2 separate regions of the Homo sapiens genome follow, and region 1 is linked to region 2. The links are chromatin loops, found by intact Hi-C in ENCODE. Cell type or tissue: GM12878. All regions are shown on one strand. Each heading gives the region's core, and the rest is flanking DNA. Links, peaks and the distances in the headings are about the cores only.

The links. Hi-C counts contacts between places; a loop is a spot of excess contacts. Peaks named below come from ENCODE experiments on the same cell type or tissue, not always from the same donor. Only the 100,000 strongest peaks of a DNase experiment are listed, where the experiment ranks them.
Region 1: it touches region 2 in a loop (2.7-fold over the local background); 1 of 110 quality-filtered maps calls a loop at or near these places.

The regions. Positions count from the first base shown.
Region 1 is chr16:80,672,013-80,679,924 of GRCh38, forward strand. The region is part of intron 2 of CDYL2 (chromodomain Y like 2); the gene reads right to left. Among named protein-coding and RNA genes, the nearest start is that of LINC01227, 100 kb to the left of the region's middle. In GM12878, for the core only: no CTCF peak of the experiment used is centred there; a DNase peak (open chromatin) is centred at 4,619; H3K4me3 peaks cover 776 bases; H3K27ac peaks cover 1,697 bases.
Region 2 is chr16:80,576,765-80,584,676 of GRCh38, forward strand. No RefSeq gene overlaps it. Among named protein-coding and RNA genes, the nearest start is that of LINC01227, 7.9 kb to the left of the region's middle. RefSeq lists an enhancer at 3,413-3,902. In GM12878, for the core only: no CTCF peak of the experiment used is centred there; DNase peaks (open chromatin) are centred at 3,577 and 3,937; H3K27ac peaks cover 1,873 bases.

The sequences.
Region 1 (7,912 bases), core at 1,533-6,532, 95 kb after region 2:
TCTGATTTTTTCTGATTTTGGAATATTTGTATTATACTTACCAGTTAAGCACCCCTAATCTGATAATTGAATGCTCCAATGAGCATTTCCTTTAAGCATCATTTTGATGCTCAGAAAGTTCTGGATTTTGGAGCATTTCAGATTTTGGACTTGGGGACATTCAACCTGTATATCCTTCTGAAAACATATAAATGGCACTACTAAAATTCCAATATGAAGAGTTGCCCAATATGGAAATAGACGGAAACAGACATACGCTATATTGAGCAGAAAAATCAAAATACAAGTGTTTTCATACAAAATGTTACACACACACACACACACACACACACACACACACAGAGAGAGAGAGAGAGATGAGTAGAACAGGCTTTCCCTTTGTGTGTGATTAAGATCTAATGATACAGTCAGATATCACAGGATAAGGTGATGTAAGAAAGCCATTTTAAAATGCCCAGGAAAAGAAAGAAAGGAAAGAAAGAAGGAAAGGAAAGAAGGAAAGAAGCAAAGCAAAGGAAAAGGAAAAGGAAAGGAAAGGAAAGGAAAGGAAAGGAAAGGAAAGGAAAGGAAAGGAAAGGAAAGGAAAGGAAAGGAAAGGAAAAGAAAGGAAAGGAAAGGAAGAAAGAGGACCACAATTCTGGCTCTACCTTGTTACCATCTGGAGGCTGCAGGCCAGCTGCCTAACTAACTTTGTAAAGCCTCCATTTCTTTATGTGCAAACCAGGGATAAAAAGACAACCTACTTCATAGAATTGTCAGGATTAACAGAGCTGCTAAATGTAACATCCTTAGCCCACCAACACCTGACTCATAGCAAGGGCTTAATAAATATCTGTTGTTGGTGCAATTGCTGTTATTGTCATTATTAACAGCAGCTCATTGGGCACTAGGAAGGCTCACGCTGGCTTGTACAAAACACTGTCATGCAGTAACTGTCGTATAGAAATGCATCCTAGGATTAGATAAGTGTTTTGTGTCTTGTAGGAGGAGCTGCTTGCTCCCATCTCTAAAATCAACAAGGGAGGCCGGGCGTGGTGGCTCATGCCTGTAATCCCAGCACTTTGGGAGGCCGAGGTGGGTGGATCACTTGAGGTCAGGAGTTCAAGACCAGCCTGGCCAACATGGTGAAACCCCATTTCTACTAAAAGTACAAAAAAATTAGCCGGGCATGGTGGCATGCACCTGTAATCCCACCTACTCAGGAGGCAGAGGCAGGAGAATCGTTTGGACCCGGGAGGCGGAGGTTGCAGTGAGCCAAGATCATGCCATTGCACTCCAGCCTGGGCGACAGAGCAAGACTCTGTCTCAAAAATAAATAAATAAATAATTTTAAAAAAATCAACAAGTGAATTTAAGTCAACTTCAACACTTTCCAGTTATATCAAAGTCCACACCAAGTAGATTATTTCATTTAAACAAAATAATTATTTCGCTTAAATGAAATAATCTACTTGATGTGGCTTTTGCTATTTCTTCTAGCATTGAAATAAGCTTTGACAATTAAGGTAGTTTCCTTCACAATGCACAGATGTGCAAGTGCACTTAAATGAAATAATTTTAATAATCTAGACGACAAAATTAACATTTCCTTGTTACCAGCAGGTTTCTTGCCCATTCAAGAATACAAACCCATATGCATACCCTTTCTTCCCCTCAAACTCTCCTAAATGCCTGTGGTGGGATGAATAGCAAATCCTTAAAGATCTCATATCCTAATCCCTGGGACCTATGAATGTGGTACCTGACATGGCAAAAAGGACTTTGTGAATGGGATTAAGTTAAGGATTTGGAGATGGGAGATTATCCTGTATTATCTTGGTTGGTTCAGTGTAATCACATAAGTCCTTGTAAGAGGGAGGCAGGGGGCTTGGAGTCAAGAGAAGGAGATGTGAGGATGGATGCAAAGGTTATAGAGATGAGGGACCACGAGCCGAGGAGAACGTGCAGCCTCTGGAAGCTGGAAAAGGCAAGGAAATGGATTCTCCCACAGGGCCTCCAGAAGGAGCACAGCCCTGCCAATGCATTTTAGATTTCTGACTCCAGAACTATAAGGGAAGAAGGTGGTGTTGCTTTAAGCCACCAAGTTGGGAGGAATTTGTTACAGCAGCCATAGGGAACTAATACAGCGTCCCTTGGTTCACTAAGAGTACCTCGATTTCCCACATGGGAGCCTGGGTTCACGAGTGGGCACTGTGGTTCCATTCCAGCTCCACCTTCTGTGACACTTGGACTAACTCAAGCAATGCACGTGTCTTCTTTAAGCATTAATTTTCCAGTGTAGAAATGGGGGCTGTCGAGGAAATTCAATGCACAGCTTCTTGGAGAGCATTTAGAAGGCTCCCTTGCACATGGCAAGCAGTAGGGAAACGGTAGCTGTTATTTTTCATCCTACTTGCTAGCTTCTTTTTCTTCTCCTTTTTTTTAAAACAAAAACAGCTTTACTGAGATTTATTTTACATACTATAAAATTCACCCATATAAAGTGCACAATTCAGTGATTTTTAGTGTGACTTGCAGAGTTGTGCAACTGTCCCCATAATCTAATTCCAGAACATTTTCATTGCTCAAAATGAAATGCCGTACCCATTAGCAGTCATTCCCCACTCCCTCCTCCCCTTAGCCCCTGGCAACGGCTAATCTACTTTCTGTCTCTACAGATTCACCTATTCTGGACATTTGACATAAGTGGAATCATATCATATGTGGTTTTGAGGTTCATCCACGTTGCCGCATATGTCCACTATTCATTGCTCTTTATGACTGAATAACATCCGTCGTCTGGGAAGACGACATTTTGTTTATCCATTCATCAGTTGGTGAAGATCTTTGTCCTTTTTTTGCCATTTCTTCTAGCATTGAAATAAACTTTGACAATTGAGGGAGTCCCCTTTACAATGCATAGATGTGCAGGTGTGTGTGTATATATGATGTGTGCATGAGTGTGTGATGTGTACATCTGTGATGTGAATATGTGCATGTGTATGTACATGCATACATGTGTGTGTGTTTTAATCTAAGGCCCTAAGGAAAATCACCAGGACCAGAGGTTCCACCTCCCTGGAATGCCAAGTCAGCATCTCTGATACTACTGAAGATGCCTCAAAGGCAGGCCCAGGGGTGTTGGCCAGAACAATGCCCTTGGCATCTGGGAAAGGTCTGTTGGCTTCAACCTGAATCCCTGAAGTACCTTTCTTCATTTACAAAACTGGTCACAGACCCCCAACAGCTTCAGCATCCCCAGACCCGGCACCACACCCTAATTCCTTCTCTCAGTGCTGTGTCTTACCCTTGCTGAGCCTCAGCTTCCCCATCTATAAACAAGGTTGATCCCAGGTAACCTTGTTATGTTGCTATGTTGTTAAACTGCTCCATCAGAGAACCACTGAGGAAATTAAATCACATTTAGTAGATCAAATACAAAGAGCTAGGCGTTACCTGCAGTAAGACCTCAAGAAATGTTAGCTACTATTGCTACCATCACCACCACCACCACCGCTGCCACCATTATCATCATCATTCATGAAGACTGGCTGCTTTGTGTGAGGAGTCAGGGTGGAGGAAGGCCCTGGGATCCACCTCAATGGGGAGAGTGGCTTTTCACCGACATTAGGAGGTGAAGTTTTATTATTGTTTTGGAACCCTCAACAGGGAGAGCGGCTTTTCACCGACATTAGGAGGTGAAGTTTTATTATTGTTTTGGAACCCTCAATAAGGAGAGCGGCTTTTCACCGACATTAGGAGGTGAAGTTTTATTATTGTTTTGGAGCCCTCTACAGACACTGTACCCGCTTACTGCTTGCTCCTGGGGAGGATCGCTTCCACTCCCCCACTATACCCTTTTTGGAAGTCCCCTGATGGATAGCCATGAGCAAACAGTGCCTAAGACTTTCCTAAGGACATTGAGGGAGGAAAACGACAGCTGAGCAGGTAGGAAAAGCAATTAGTTGGTTTCTAAACCTTGACAGTGGTCAAGACTCCATCATCCTCTTCTGGGCACCAAAATCAAATCCAGAATTCAGGAGCCAAGCGGGGAGAATCGATTCTCCCCTTGGATCTGCCATAGGTCAAGTTGCTCCTGGTTAAAGAGTCGGATTTCCCATCACAGCCTGGCACTTTCCATGTGCATAGGGCGGTGGCCAAGTTGGACAGGGTCTTAACACCACCACATCAAAGGGTTTTAAGTTAGTTCATTAGCACACCTTCCTTACTTGCCACCCTGTGAAAGACAAAAGATTAAAAAACCCTCAAGTTTTTGTTGTTACTGACTTGGAAAAATCATCTGCTTTTAAAAATTGAAAAGGTTAGTGAAAGTGTGTTGGCCTGGGGGTGGGTACTTGAAGTGGGTCAGGAAGAACAGCTGGGCTCAGGGAAGTGGATACATGGATACCTGTGCTGACAAGAGGCTGCCCCGGGAACACCCTTCCTGACCTCTCAGTGGTTCACCAGATAGTGTGGGGCCACTGCCGATGACAGTCAGAGCCTTCCTGAACCAGTTTCCCTGGGCCTCTTCTGGGACAAGCTCCTCACCCAGAGAAGCAGTGGTGATTCTAAAGGCAATGAACTGGGGTCAAGTTCAGGGCAAGGAATGAGATGTTTCTGAAACAGTCGTAGTTTTGAGGAAGTATCAAGGGAACTATAATAAGCCCAGAAGGTTATTCAGGACTTTCACTACTGCATTCTGAAGTGAGATTGACTTGTAATTTGCATTTCTCCTCCTCTCTTTGTCTGGTTTGGAAATCCAGGTCATACTGACCTCGTCACAGGAGTTGGGAGTATTTTCCCATTTTCCTGTTCTCCATAATCATTTGGATAAGGGAGGGGTTATCTGCTCTAGAATGTGTGGTCAGATGATCTATTCTAGAACGTTTAGATTTGCCTGCAAAACCCTCTGGGCCTTGTGTTCCTCCTTTCTTACTTCTTCTGAGGACTTTTTAACAACCAATTCAATGTATTTTTTTTTTTTTTTTTTTTTTTTTGAGACAGAGTCTCGCTCTGTCGCCCAGGCTGGAGTGCAGTGGCACAATCACAGCTCACTGCAGCCTCCACCTCCTGGGCTCAAGTGATCCTCCCACCTCAGCTCCCTGGAAAGCTGGGACTACAGGCATGTGCCACCACACCTGGCTAATTTTTGTATTTTTTTGGAGAGACAGGGTTTCGCCATGTTGCCCAGGCTGGTCTTGAACTCCTGGGCTCAAGCTATCCACTGCCTCAGCCTCCCAAAGTGCTGGGATTACAGGCATGAGCCACCACTCCTGGCCCAATTTCTTTAATAGTTATTTCTCTCTTCAGGCTTTCTAGCCCTCCTTTAGGCTGTTTTGTTGAGTTGTATTTCTCTATGGAAGTGATGATGTTATCTAGGTTTTCAGATTGAGTGGCATGGAGTTAGTCACAGCGTTTCAGGCTCAGAAGCACCATACCCATCTATCAATAAACAAGGAGGTGTCGGCCAGGCGCAGTGGCGCACGCCTGGAATCCCAGCACTTTGGGAGGCTGAGGCGGGCGGACCACGAGGTCAGGAGATGAGACCATGCTGCCCAACACGGTGAAACCCCGTCTCTAATAAAAATACAAAAAAAATCAGCTGGGCATGGTGGCAGGCGCCTGTAGTCCCAGCTACTCGGGAGGCTGAGGCAGGAGAATGGCGTGAACTCAGGAGGCGGAGCTTGCAGTGAGCCAAGATTGCACCACTGCACTCCAGCCTGGGCGACAGAGCGAGACTCCATCTCAAAAAAATAAAAATAAAAATAAAAATAAATAAATAAATAACCAAAAAAGAGCCCACATTGCCAAGTCAATCCTAAGCCAAAAGAACAAAGCTGGAGGCATCACGCTACCTGACTTCAAACTATACTACAAGGCTACAGTAACCAAAACAGCATGGTACTGGTACCAAAACAGAGATATAGATCAATGGAACAGAACAGAGCCCTCAGAAATAACGTTGCATATCTACAACTATCTGATCTTTGACAAACCTGAGAAAAACAAGAAATGGGGAAAGGATTCCCTATTTAATAAATGGTGCTGGGAAAACTGGCTAGCCATATGTAGAAAGCTGAAACTGGATCCCTTCCTTACACCTTATACAAAAATCAATTCAAGATGGATTAAAGACTTAAACGCTAGACCTAAAACCATAAAAACCCTAGAAGAAAACCTAGGCATTACTATTCAGGACATAGGCACGGGCAAGGCCTTCATGTCTAAAACACCAAAAGCAATGGCAACAAAAGCCAAAATTGACAAATGGGATCTAATTAAACTAAAGAGCTTCTGTACAGCAAAAGAAACTACCATCAGAGTGAACAGGCAACCCACAAAATGGGAGAAAATTTTCGCAACCTACTCATCTGACAAAGGGCTAATATCCAGAATCTACGATGAACTCAAACAAATTTACAAGAGAAAAACAAACAACCCCATCAAAAAGTGGGCGAAGGACATGAACAGACACTTCTCAAAAGAAGACATTTATGCAGCCAAAAGACACATGAAAAAATGCTCACCACCACTGGCCATCAGAGAAATGCAAATCAAAACCACAATGAGATACCATCTCACACCAGTTAGAATGGCAATCATTAAAAAGTCAGGAAACAACAGGTGCTGGAGAGGATGTGGAGAAATAGGAACACTTTTACACTGTTGGTGGGACTGTAAAGTAGTTCAACCATTGTGGAAGTCAGTGTGGCGATTCCTCAGGGATCTAGAACTAGAAATACCATTTGACCTAGCCATCCCATTACTGGGTATATACCCAAAGGACTATAAATCATGCTGCTATAAAGACACATGCACACGTATGTTTATTGCGGCACTATTCACAATAGCAAAGACTTGGAACCAGCCCAAATGTCCAACAATGATAGATTGGATTAAGAAAATGTGGCACATATACACCATGGAATACTATGCAGCCATAAAAAATGATGAGTTCACGTCCTTTGTAGGGACATGGATGAAACTGGAAATCATCATTCTCAGTAAACTATCGCAAGAACAAAAAACCAAACACTGCATATTCTCACTCATAGGTGGGAACTGAACAATGAGAACACATGGACACAGGAAGGGGAACATCACACTCTGGGGACTGTTGTGGGGTGGGGGGAGGGGGGAGGGATAGCATTGGGAGATATACCTAATGCTAGATGACGAGTTAGTGGGTGCATTGTGCCAGCATGTCACATGTATACATATGTAACTAACCTGCACATTGTACACATGTACCCTAAAACTTAAAGTATAATAATAAAAATATATAAATAAATAAATAAATAAACAAACAAGGAGGGTGTCAAAGAAGTACATCCTGTACCACCAAGCACTCCTGACCCTCCCCCAGTCACAAAATGTCTCTGTCAGTAATCAGGGCTTGGGGAAATTCTACTGCCTGGAATCCAGCTGGGCCGTGGTATAGAGGCCAGCTCTATAGTTAAATTTGCAGTCAAATTGCCTGAGTTTCTCTCCTAATTCCAACCTGGACACTTGTAACCTCGGTCTCCACCTCTGTAAAATGGGTAGAAAAACTACCTCTCACGACTGCCATGAGGATCACACAAGGTACTTTGGAAACTCCAAGGCCTCATCTCAGGGAAGTACTTATACTCTAAAACTTTCAACCTTACAGCTTTTCATTTCACAAACTTTCTCTTTACAAAGTCTTATGAATGCCAACTCCAGGTGCAGAGCACAAGCACTTCAAGTTTCCTCAATACCACCACCTGGCAGGCACAACACCATCTGCATTTTCATCTCCGCCATCTTGGAGCTCATTAGTCTAGAGCAGTAGTTCTGAAACTGGGCTCACTGGACCAATAGCAGCATCTAGGAACTTCTGCTGGAGGTGCAGATTCTCAGGCTCCACACTACACCTACTAAATCAGAATGCTGAAGGTACACCCAACAGTCT
Region 2 (7,912 bases), core at 1,952-6,951:
TATAGTGATGGTGATAATGGTGATGACTACAGTGGTGATGATGATAGTGATGAAGATGGTGATGACTATAGTGATGGTGATGATGTTGATGATGGTAACAGTGGTGATGACGATGGTGATAATGACAATGGTGATGGTGATGATGGTGGTGATGGTGATGATGACAGACAATGATGCAGCTAATGATGAACAATGATAGTGTTGCTGATAAAGTCACTATCGATGAAATAAGAACAGGGACTTGGAATCATCCTCTGGATTCAAATCCACATTCCACCACTTACTAGCTATGAAGCCATGGGCAAGTCATTTACCCTCTTTGACCCTCAGATTTCTCTTTTGAAAAATAAAATTAATAAAAGCATGTCTGCCTAAGATGGCTAAGATCATTAAATAAAACACGTAAAGCATAGCCTGACACATGAAGGAATGAATAAATATTAGCTTTATTATTATTAGTCACTACTATTTATTCAGGGAATACTACTTCTCAAGTTAATGTCTTAATCTCAGTTAGTCTTCACATTGACTCTACCTCATTTCCATTTGACAAATAAGAAAACTGAGGCTCGGATAAGTTTAGAGAATTTGCCCAGGTTCTTAGGAACAAGTGGGAGTGCTGTGACTTGAATGCCAGTCTACACGACTTCAAAACTTTTCAGGTTGCCTAGTTGCCCACTGTGCTGCAAGTTAGGCACAATAAGCAGACTCAACATGGCATGGTAGAAAGAGAGAAAATGTGGATGCCTGCGTGCACCAGCTAAGTGGTTGGGATAACTTCATTTCTTATGGCTTCAGTGCCTCACCCATAAAATAGAACCATTTCTGTCCCTGGATCAGTGTAGGGAATCCATGGAAGCATATGAGTTCATCAATACAGTAGTCCATGGAAAAGCCTCATGTGGAGCTGGCACCCAGCCACAGTCAATATTAGCTCACGTTATCAGCGAGTATTGAACCATTTTTCACAGGCCCTACTTACAGCACCCCACAAGTACTCCCTTGATGACCTTTTCTCTCTCCCCTTTAATGACACACAGTGCTAACCTCCAAAGCCCTTTTCCTGAGTGGGACAAAGGAGTGTGTTACTTCCCCACACAGTTTTGCACTACTCGGCAAGGCCACAGCGAGGGGGGTATGAGCTCTTCAGGGTCTTGGTACACCCCTGCCACAGACCCTCCCCGGGTTATCACCCTGGTGCATCAGAGTGTAAAGACTCCACAAGGAATTCTGAAATCACCAATGATCTGCTGAGGTGAGAGCTGCCAGGGAAGGGAGAGGGTATTTATAAACCTGGCGCTGGTGACTGAGCCCTTAGGAAACTGAGAGAGAGCAGCTTTCCTGCCCCGCAGGGAAACCAAAGAGGAAAAACACCAACAGGCTTCAACTTTGGGCTCGAGTCAAAAGCCACTGAGGGTGCATCCAGGTCCCCTTCTAAATTTAGAACATTCAGCCAAACCATTTCTCCAGCTCACCGAGCGTCTTTTCCCTTGGCTGGGGAAAGCCAGGGGGCTTCTGAAAGCCAGGGACACAGATGGGAGGTCAGATCCAAACCTGCTTTGCCTCCATTTTTGTTTCCATTGCACTGGGGCCAAGACACTCCAGGCCTTTCTCATGCCTGAGACAGGAGAGTGGGGTATAAAGCAATTTGAAGTCAGAGAGGATGTTCAAATGTTGGCACTGGCTGCTGATTCTAACCAGCCTAAGATCTCAGACTAGCATCTTAAGCTTCCTGTATCTCATTTCCTTCATCTATAAGGTAAGAAAACCTTGGGCAGGTGACTTTTACCCAGGTGAGTCTTCATTTCATCACCTCTTACAACAGGAAAGGAAGGCTTCCCAGGTATCTTCTAGTCCCCAACCCTCAGTTTCCTTATATTTCTTTTTCTTTCTTTCTTTCTTTCTTTCTTTCTTTCTTTCTTTCTTTCTTTCTTTATTCTTTCTTTCATTCTTTCTTTCTTTCTTTCCTTCTTCTTTCTTTCTTTCTTTCTTTCTTCTTTCTTTCTTTCTTCTTTCCTTCTTCCTTCCTTTTCTTTTTTTTTTGAAGGTGTTTCACTCTTGTTGCCCAGACGGGAGTAGTACAATAGCATGATCTCGGCTCACTGTAACCTCCGCCTCCTGGGTTCAAGCGATTCTCCTGCCTCAGCCTCCCGAGTAGCAGGGATTACAGGCATGCACCACCATGCCTGGCTAATTTTGTATTTTTAGTAGAGATGGGGTTTCTCCATGTGGTCAGGGTGGTCTCGAGCTCCCGATCTGAGGTAATTCACCCACCCCAGCTTCCCAAAGTGCTGGGATTACACGCTTGAGCTACCTTGCCTGGCCAATTTCCCTATATTTCACAGGAGAGCAAGACTTACTAGATATCTTCCAGTCCCCAAGCCTCAGTTTCCCTATCTTTCACAGGGAAAAATTACGACTCAGAAAAATTCCAAGAGGGTTAAGTACAATGGCAAGCCAAGAGTGCCTAGCCCAGGGACATATGGTGACACTCAATCCATGTGGGTAGAACCAAGATGGAAACTAGAATCTGCAAGTCTCTATTCTGAGTCTCTCTTTCTCTCCTTCTTTTTTTAATAACTTCAACACACGTATTTAAACATTGCCTATGTGATCCCCAGCCCTATTATTAGTCCAGAGATAAAAACAGGGGTCAGAGCAATTGTAATCAAAAGCCATTTCTCTATCCCCGACCCTGGTGCTATGGTGTGAATTTTTGTGTTCCCCTAAAATTCCTATGTTGAAATGTAACTGCCAAGGTGATGGTATTAGGAGGCGGGGCCTTTACGAGTTGATTAGGTTATGAGGGCAAATCCACCATGAATGGAATCAGTGCCCTTATAAAATAGGCCTGAGAGAGCTCCCTGCTCCTTCCATCATGTGAGGACGCAGTGAGAAGGTGCCATCTGAGAAAGTAGGCTCTCACCAGACATAAAATCTACTGGTGCCTTGATCTTGGACTTCCCAGCCTCTAGAACTGTGAGCAATGGATTTCAGTGGCTTATAGGCTACCCAGTTTATGGTATTTTGTTATAGCGGCCTGGATGAATTAGTACTATCTCCTTCATTAATAATAATAATAATAATAGCTAAAAGCAATTGAGCACTTACTATGTACAGACATTGGGTTAAGACTTTACATAAATTATATAATTAAATCAATTACCAATGGTTTATATATATGTCAGAACCTAGGGTCATTTGATACAACAATAAAAATATAAAATAGCAACAGCAATACAAAAACTTTCCTTCTCTGACTTAATCTTCCCATTATCCCCACTATATGCTACCAGGGGCATCACACATCAGCTCAAGAACAAGCCCCTTTTAGGTATTCCATGGAGCCTGCCATATAGTCCTGCTCACCAGCTCCAGCGCCATCTCTCTGTGGAAGCGTCCATTGCTGTTCCCAAAGCCCCACTGCACTGCACTATGTCCTCTAGCTTGACGCCATCATGGGCTCCAACAACCACCCCTGGTGGGAAAGTACCTATCCCCACTCGGGCTACATCCTGTTTCCCTGGTTAAAAAACACCACGGCTCTGTGCTTGCAGCGCCTCACCAAGTTTTGATATGAAGCAGCTCTTTGGTTCTGTGCTCAGGTTTTACCATAGCTGCCTTGCTCTAGGGGGAGTTCAGTGGGGAAGCGCCTTCCTCAGATATGGACCTCTGTTCTTGCAGCAAGCTTTTGGCCTGGATTCAATCTTCCTTCAGAATGTTTCTTTCCCAGGAGACCCTGAGCAAAGAATCTCCATGAGGCCATCCCATCATCTTCTAGACAGGCCCAGGCATTTCTGACTCCTGCGGTGAACACAATAGTTTGTGCTTCCCAGCTGGGACTCACACTCAGAAGATCAAGCTTCTGGCCAGCCATGTAGCGACTCAAAGCTTGTGGTTGTCTTCTTAGTACTGGGTTGGTTTTGAAATGACTCATCCACAGCGTCTGGCTGCTTTTTGTGAGAAACTTTGTGCATTGTTGAGGCAAATGGTTAGCATGAGGGGTTCATCTCTGCTCATGATGATTGTTCAATACATGCTCAATGATTTAGACTAAATTTCACTCATGCATTCATCAAATATGTATGAGCTTCTGCTCTGTACACCCTACAATGGCCCTAGGATGGCATTTGGAGACACTGATGTGCAAAACATAGTCGCATAGCTGAAAGGGTCAGATATTCATTTATTCAAAAAATGGGCACAAAAATGTACAAAATGCAAAAAATATCTTCCCTTGTGGAACTTGCATTTGAGCATGAATAAGTACATGCAATGAAGTACCAAGTGGAGCTGCTATCAGAGAACTCTGGAAGAATACAACAGGGTGAAGAAGAGGAATGATTAATTCTATGTGGAGAGGGGAGGAGGATCAGGGAAGGCTCCTGGCGGTGGGGGAGAGGGGTGATCCCTGAGTGAAGTCTTGATAGAATAATAGGTATTAATAGGTTTTGAAGACAAGGACACAGTGTAAACAAAGGAATGGGACTGCTGGCTGGTAGGGGAAACCAAGAGTAGATTGTAGAAGTTGGAACATTGAGTACAGGGAGAAGAAGGAGTGGCATCATGAGAAGAGATGAGGTCTATGAAGACCTCAAAATGAGAACTTCTAGTCCGTGGTTCCCTAGGAAACTGAGCCCGAGGGTAAAGCTTTCCAGGGAGTGCAATCCCTGGGAAGTAGAAATGAGGGAAAGGGGGAGTAAGTAAGGGAGGCACTGGGAGCAAATAGAAGGATGTCATTACCCAACTGGTCATGACTTGGTGACAAGATGATCTCTTTGGCTTTACCAGGCATCTTTGCAGAGAACGTGAGAAAGATTGCATCTCTGAAACATCCATCTAAGCGAGGGAAGACAGGGGACTTTACACAAGGCTTCCATAAGGCATTGGTCAACATTTGCCCCATAGGTGATTAACTCCTGCACTTCTGATGTGTAAGCACTGGGCATGTGGGAACACCAGGTGGATCATGTAGTGTCTTGCACCTGGAGGAAGCCCCTGGGCAGGAGAAAAGAGGGCCATGCAGGCTCATGGCCGGAGAGACCCTAACAGTAACTGGGATTTGGAGCAACAGTAGAGGCATGCTCCTCCCTTTGTAATTCAGGCCCAGCTGACGAGCATTAACATCAACACAGACCTTAAGACTGACAGAAAAGACTCTTTAAGTCTGATAAGAAACATGTATATCTATTCTCTCTGAAGCCTACTACCTGGCTTCCCCACCTGCTGCCTCAACAACCTGGCTATAAAACTAGGGAACAATATAAGACGCTGCTAGGGCTGCCCCAGCTAGAAAGCAAGGCAAGTGCTCAGATACAGGATGGTATTTAAACTGAATCTGGTACAAAGCCTTCAATGGATTTTAATCTGTAGAGTAATGTATTCGAATTTGTGTTTTTAAAAGACCACTCCTGGATTTCTCAAAGAACTGAAAGTAGATCTGCTATTTGATCCAGCAATCCCACTACTGGGTATCTACTCAAAGGAAAAGAAATCATTATATAAAAATGATATCTGCTCATATGTTTATCACAGCACTATGCACAGTAGCAAAGATAGGGAATCAACCTAAATGTCCATCAACCAATGAGTGGATAAAGAAAATATGGCATGGATATACATATGTACGTATATACCATATAAAAGTGGTGTATACACACACACACACACACACACACCAAGGAAAACTACTCAGCCATTTAAAAAAAGAGTGAAATAATGTCTTTTGCAGCAACTTGGATGGGACTGGAGGCCATTATCCTAAGTGAAGTAACTCAGGAATGGGAAACCAAATACCGCATGTTCTCACTTATAAGTGGGAGCTAAGTTATAGGTACACAAAAGCATGCAGAGTGGTATAATCACATTAGAGACTCAGAAGGAGGAAGGGTGGGAGGGGGGTAAAGGATGAAAAAAAATCACCTTTTGGGCACAATGTAGTAGTGTGATGCGTACCCAAGTACTCATCACACTACTCAGGAGATGATTACACTAAAAGCCCAGACTTTACTACTGTATAATTCGTCCACGTAACAAAAAACCACTTGTACCCCTAAAGCTATTAAAATAAAAACATTTAATAATAAAAAATTTTAAATTAATAAAAAGACCACCCCAGCTGCAGAGTAAAGAATGGGTTTCGAGTTTCCCAAAGAGTGCTCCATGCACCAATGGAGATATTTCAAAGTATTTTATGTCTTTATGTTGTGCACAGGTTTATTTTACTAGCTAAGTTTTTAGAAAATGTATGTGTATATGTTTTACAGGTGTTTATGTAGACAGTACAATGTTAGATTTTATATAATAAATGCAGTCAATGTAAACAAACGTGCAAGGTTGAATACTACAGATGGGAGAGAGATGTGGACAAAATCAAAAAGGTAAAGTTTAGGAAATGCTGGATTAGACTGAAGGGTAGGTGACCAGCTAGGAGAGAGAATCAGGAGATAAAATGAAAGAACCTACCATGATAGGAATGAGAGGAAGGGATAGATAAGAACAATGTTGAGGAGTCAGGTTTCAAAGGACTTGGTCGTTAACTGGATATAGGAGCCTGAGAGAAAGATTAAAATTCAACGATGCTTTAGCAATAAGAAGGTAAAGGATTCATGGAAGGTCAGATGCAGAACTTCACCCCTTCAACTCTGTGTCCCAACCCCATGGGTTCATTAGACAGAGGATGAGCTGCTGATTTGCCAACCAAGAGCTCCAAAGCCAGATGTGCATGCCCTACGTGTGCTTCAGATGAAGAAGTGTGGACCTCAGTGTGGACCTTCGGAAATGGTGAGGACTGTCTGGGCCGGAGAAGAGCAAACACAGCAGTGGCACAATGGCAACCAGCTGATGAACCATTCTTGTGGGAAACAACCCCAGCCACTTGGATCCCAGCCTGGTGAGTCAGCACCCAGGCTACTGCTTGCCACCCACCAAGAAATGCACATGTTTGGAAATTTGATGACATCTGGAGTTTCAGTCTTAATCAGGCTGGTTTTGGCATTTCCTTTCCAGGCATGGAGCTGTTTCTGGGTATTTTTCAAAATTGTCTATAGGGAATGCCATAGAAAAACCCCTAAACTGAATCTTGCTAGAGCCACACCTTGCAATTCCACGACTTTTGCACATTTATCTAATGATTTGCCGAGTAGCCACACCAACAAAGGACAGAGCAGAGACTGTAAAGGGATGGAGCCAAGCTGTACCTAGGCAGAAAAGTTTCCCCACCTGCTGCCTCACGCCCATCTCTGCTGTGTACCAGGTGTAAACTAAAAATAAAATTCTAAGCCCCTCAACCATCTGAACGGACCCCTCCCCTTGGCCAAGGGCGTTCTAAAGTTAGCCTGAAAAACTAATGCAGGCCATCATGGGAAGCAGGAGTTGGACATGCTCCTGCCTTTGGAGTTCAGGCCCAGCTGACCAGTATTAACATCAACACAAACCTTAAGACTGATAGAAAAGACTCTTTAAGTCTGATAAGAAATATGTACATCTATTCTCTCTGAAGCCTACTACCTGGAGGCTTCAACTGCATGATAAAAGCCTGGTCTCCACAACCCCTTATTTAACTCAGACATTCCTTTCTATTGATTCCAAGTCTTTAGACAATAACTTAACTCTTTCCATCAACTGTCAATCAGAAGATCTTTGATCTACCTATGACCTGGAACTACCCCTCCACCCCAACCACCACCACCTCACCCCACCCCCTCACTCCCTCATTTTCACTTCTAGTTGTTCCACCATTCTGGACCAAACCAATGTACAGCTTACATGTATTAATTGATGTCTTATGTCTTCCTAAAATGTATAAAACCACGTTGTAGCCCGACCACCTTGGGCACATGTTCTCAGGATCTCCTGAGGGCTCCGTCATGGGTCATGGGTCACTCATATTTGGCTCAGAATAAATCTCTTC